Linked DNA regions of Homo sapiens: region 2 is linked to region 1. A link is an interaction called in ENCODE POLR2A ChIA-PET data of the cell type or tissue named here. Cell type or tissue: B cell. All regions are shown on one strand.

Region 1 (2,500 bases):
CTGGCAGGGGGGCCCACACCTCAATGGAGAGAGGGCTGACCCAGCAAAGCCCCCGTGGAGCACCCCTGGCATCACCAGGAGAAGCCCAGAGCTGGCAAATCCACTGGCCACGGCACCCAGGCACCCAGAGGTGCTCTCTAGAAAGTCCCCGGCAGCCCCTTCCCATGGCAAGCACCAAGTAGCTTTCTCCAGGAAACACACCAAGCTCACGTCACATCCCCATGACAAAATACTACAAGAAGTTAAAATTAGCCAACTGGATCAAAGCTGGTTTGCACCAGCACATGGTGAAAACCTGTAATCATACAGATAAAAATAATGATAGCTAATGCCACGGTTCTGGATGCTGTGTCTATTACCCTTCTAATTCTCAAAACAACCCTAGAAGGTGAGGACTGCTTAGGTCCTCATTTTACATATTAGGAAACTGAGGCAGAGTCATGTGATAAGGTGCATGAGAACAAAGTGTCTGGAACCACTCAGGTCTGCCGCTTGTCTAGCCGAGAAAACGACTGCACTGAATTATATACAAAGCTGTCAATACTCGACCACTTTTGACCTACAAAACTAGCAGTCATACGGCTCCCCCAGTAGCAAACAGGAGAGCAGCGCGCACAGATCCACGTGTCCACAGACAAGGCAGGTTCCCAGGCCGTGCAGCGATACACAGAGGCTCGTGGAAAAGCCCAGGCCCCAGTGAGAGGCGGTGGCCTCCAGGAAGGGGGCTCCCGTGACTTGAAAGTCACCTGTCATTTTTTTCTCTTTTAACAAAAGCCACCTTAGCTTACAGCCCCGAGTCTGGTGTCCTGGGCTAAGGCTCGGCCGGCCTGGTCTCCCTCTCTCCTCTCTCCCCTGGCCGCCTCTTTGCCCCCAAGACCCCACATAGTCTGTGACAAGCCAGTGGTCCTCCTCGGGGTCTGGGACCTGGAGTCTCTTCCAGCAGCCCAGGAGAACCTCTCCCCACTAAGGATCGAGTTTCACTTAATTGCAGGCTTCAGGTTTCTGCATGCAGGCCCAGAGGCCTGGGGGAAGGAGGCGCGGGCCGTTTTCTTCCTCTTTTTAATAAGCTGGAAGGCAGCAGCATGTGCCCTGCTGTTCTGAGAATCCGGAACACCCGCCCCTTGGGAAAGGCCGCGGCTCCAAGAGCCCACATGGGAGACCCAGCCGGGAGAAATCAACTGTGGCTTGTCATGAGACATGCTGGGGACTTATTTATTTTCTGGTCAACCATTGGGACCAGGTACTCCAGCTGGACTTAAGGGATTAAAAAAAAAGAAAAAGTAAAAAGGGGCTGGGTGCAGTGGCTCACACCTGTAACCACAGCACTCTGGGAGGCCAAGGCAGGAGGATCTCCTGAGCTCAGGAGTTCAAGACCAGCCCGGGCAACATAATGACACCTCATCTCTACTAAAAATCAAAACAACTGGCAGAGCATGGTGACATGTGCCTGTAGTCCCAGCTACTCAGGAGGCTGAGATGGGAGGATTGCTTGAGCCTGGGAGGTCGAGGCTGCAGTGAGCTGCGAATGGAGCTGGACTCCAGCTTGGGCAACAGAGCAAGACCCTGTCTCAAAAAAAAAAACCACTAAAGAAGAGAAAAGAATAAAGAAAGCACAAATGTCTCTCTGCCTCTGTGTGTTTCTTTTACATTTTGCTTTTCACTAGCACAGCCCTTTACCGTTTGCAGGTTTCTCTCTTCACTCTGTGCTCTTCAGCCACAGCCCCCAGGTCAAGGTCAAGAAACTGAGGGGTCACTTAATTCCAAGGTCACCAATGGTAGGAACGCAGCCATTGTCTCCATGACCACATCACCCACGGCCCTGTTCCCGGTTGCTGGTTCACAGGGAAATCACAGGCTCTGTGGGGGCAGCAAGCATCCTCTGTAACAATGACCACAAACTCGGTGACTTAAAACAGCACAAGTTTTTTCGGGGGGGTTAGGAGGTTTTTTGGTTTTTTGAGACAGGGTCTCACTTGGTCACCCGGGCTGGAGTGCAGTGGCATGATCACAGCTCACTGCAGCCTCCAACTCCAGAGCTCAAGTGACCCTCCCATCTCAGTCCCCTGATTAGCTGGGACCACAGGTACCATGCCCAGCTAGTTTTCTATGTTTTTTATAGAGACAGGGGGTCCCACTGTGTTCCCCAGGCTGGTCTTGAACTCCTGGCCTCAAGCGATCCTCCCACCTCAGCCTCACAAAGTGCTGGGGATTACAGGCGTGAGCCACCGTGCCCAGCCAGCATAAGTTTATTACCTTACAGTTTTGGAGATCCAAGGTCTGAAATGGATCTAACAGAGCTAAATTCAAGGTGTCGGTAGGCTGCATCCAGTCTGGAGACTCTAGGGGAGAACCTGTCCATCACCCTTTATGGCTTCTAGCGGCTGCCTGCACTCCTTGGCTAATGGCCCCTTCTCCATCCTCAAAGCCAGCAACGCAGCATCTTCAAATCTCTCTGACCTCCTGCCTCCTTCTTATAAAGACCACTGTGATTACCTCCAGC
Region 2 (2,500 bases), 210 kb before region 1:
CACCTACCTACCAAACCTGATCATCCACCCATCCAACCAGCTAACCCAGCCATCTATCTTTCCACTGACCCACCCACCCACCTAACCCGACCACCCCCCCATCCATCCATCCATCCACCCACGCAGCTAACCTAACTTCCCACTGACCCACACACCCACCTAACCCGACCACCCACCCATCCACTACTCACACATAGTCTATTCTTCTACCCCCACACATCTGCCCACCCACCCACCTCCCATATACCTCCCACCAAGCATCCTCTTATCTGCTCATCCTCCTACTGACCACCCATCCACCTGCCCGCCCCCTCCCCCATGCCAACCTGGCCCACCTCAGGACCGTGGGCGTGCTGGGCTCCACAGCGGTGATGATACCCTTCATGCCTGTGTTGTGAAGCACACTGGGTCTCTGCTGGAGGGCATCCTGGGTCCGAGGGGAGATGGGCGAGTGCTGGTGGGCATGGGAGTGGGAGGCGGGGCGGCTGCTGCTGCCCCCACCCCCGCCGCTGCTGCCGCTGCTCTGCTCTGTACCTGGTGACAGTCAGTGGCATCAGCAGGGGGAGGCCTCTTGCGGCCCACAAGGAGTCCCGGAGCGGGGGGTGGGGGCTCTGATGCCCTACCAGGTCTCCAGATGGGTGCGTGCTCCACCGTCGTGGTGGACGTGAGGATGGACTTTTCCCGCTCCCGATCCCGGTCCCGCTCTCGATCCCGGTCTCGCTCCCGCTCGGACGAGGACGTGGTGGTTGGTTTTGTCAAGTGTGTTGGACCTCCTAGGAAACCCAAAGGCCAGAGACTCAGCCCCAGGGCCGAAGAAGAGCCTGGCTTTGTCTTCTGGGGTGGGAAAGAGAGCAGGGCTTCTGCCCGCCCATCCCCCAGCCGCCTCCCATGGATGCCGGGGTCCCCACCCCAGACTGGGCAGTGGCGCTACCTGGGGAGAGTGGGGAGCTGCTGTGGCGGCTGCTGAAGGGCTGGGGCGCGGTGGGGAGGTAGGCAAGGCGGTCCATGGCGGTGGCTGGGGTGCCTGGTGTCGGGGGCACGAGCACAGGCAGGTGTGGCACTTGGGACAGGTCGATGATGCCTGCGGGAGGTGTTGGGCCAGGGCTGTAGCCACAGGGAGGAGAGAGGCCAGGCTGCCCACCGGCCAGATCACCCTCCTGGAGAGCACGGCACACACTCCTGGAGCCAGCAGAGCTGGTGGCAGGCACTCCCTCCTCGGCTCCCAGCACCAGCCATGGAACCCTTTTCTGAATGCTCAGGTTCTCTCGGTACCACCTCCTCTTCTGCTCCCAAGCCCGAGCCGGGGCATCTCCTGCAGCTGCCCTCACTGGTTCCCATCTCAGGCCCTCTGTGCCCCTTCAGCCTCTGACGCCTACACAATCCATTCCCTGTATTCAATCCTCACTGTTCAAAATACTTAAGTGTGACTTCAGCTTTTCCAGCTGAGCCCCAGCTAGAACTTGGTTATTCCAGAAGCATTTCTGAGGATGGCCCTGGAACGTGTGCACGCAAAGCAGCTGTGGGCTGTTTACAAGGCAAAGGAACAAACTCCAAACAGCCTCACATTTTCATCTTTTTTTTTTTTTCGAGACACAGTCTTGCCCTGTTGCCCAGGCTGGAGTGCAATGGTAAAATCTCCACTCACTGTAACCTCCACCTCCTGGGTTCAAGTGATTCTCTTGCCTCAGCCTAGTGAGTAGCTGGGACTACAGGTGCGCATCACCATGCCTGGCTAATTTTTGTATTTTTAGGAGAGACGGGTTTCACCATGTTGGTCAGACTGGTCTCGAACTTCTGACCTTGTTATCCACCTGCCTCGCCCTCCCCAAGTGCTGGGATTACAGGCATGAGCCACTGTGCCCGGCCACATTTTGATCTTTAAACTCCTGAGGCCCCTGTATCCTAAGAGTATACACAGATGCACGCACACCCACTGAGGATGCAGCCAGGAGCCACACGCTGTGCACTCACCTACCAGATGCCAACCAGCACCCACAGCACGCACAACCCCAGGCCACCCACTCAGGTCCGTTCACACAAGGTGACCCACAAGGTGACCAGGTCTAGCTGCCTCCGCGAGGCCACAGGGGCACGCCCATGTCCTTTGGGAATAAGGCCAAACCCAGCGGAGGTGGTCTGCCCACCCACTCACCTCGGGGACCCGCAGCGTAGTTGAGTGCCAGCGAGGACTCGCGGGGCGAGAGGCCCCTCAGCATATCAGCTCGCTGGGCCATGGCGGTGGCCGCGTTGTGGTGCATCTGCTGCGAGGTGATGTAGTCATTGATGATGGTCTGCCGGTTCTCCAGCGCCGCCGTGTCGGGGTAGCCGCGGATGAGGTAGGGTGGGTACAGGTGCGGGTAGGTGGGGTTGGGGGCCAGGTGTCGGGGCAGGTAGTAGGCAGCGGCTGCGGGGCAGAGGGGAGCTCATGTGAGGCCAGCCATACCTAGGCCTGATGGTGTCGCTCCACCTGTCTGGATGCCCCCTACTTCTGCACCCGGAC

The links. Peaks named below come from ENCODE experiments on the same cell type or tissue, not always from the same donor. Only the 100,000 strongest peaks of a DNase experiment are listed, where the experiment ranks them.
Region 2: POLR2A ChIA-PET joins it to region 1 with 9 read pairs; 2 of 35 experiments call an interaction of 5 or more read pairs at or near these places.

What each region holds. Positions count from the first base shown.
Region 1 is chr12:124,550,749-124,553,248 of GRCh38, forward strand. The region is part of intron 1 of NCOR2 (nuclear receptor corepressor 2); the gene reads right to left. Among named protein-coding and RNA genes, the nearest start is that of NCOR2, 16 kb to the right of the region's middle. RefSeq lists a silencer at 435-729 and enhancers at 513-1,331, 915-1,209. In B cell, no CTCF peak of the experiment used is centred here; DNase peaks (open chromatin) are centred at 67 and 1,053; H3K4me3 peaks cover 574 bases; H3K27ac peaks cover 2,133 bases.
Region 2 is chr12:124,339,671-124,342,170 of GRCh38, forward strand. It overlaps NCOR2 (nuclear receptor corepressor 2), which reads right to left. Exons shown (of 49, transcript NM_006312.6): 36 at 2,153-2,404; 37 at 932-1,081; 38 at 624-773; 39 at 336-534. Among named protein-coding and RNA genes, the nearest start is that of MIR6880, 3.7 kb to the left of the region's middle. In B cell, no CTCF peak of the experiment used is centred here; no DNase peak of the experiment used is centred here.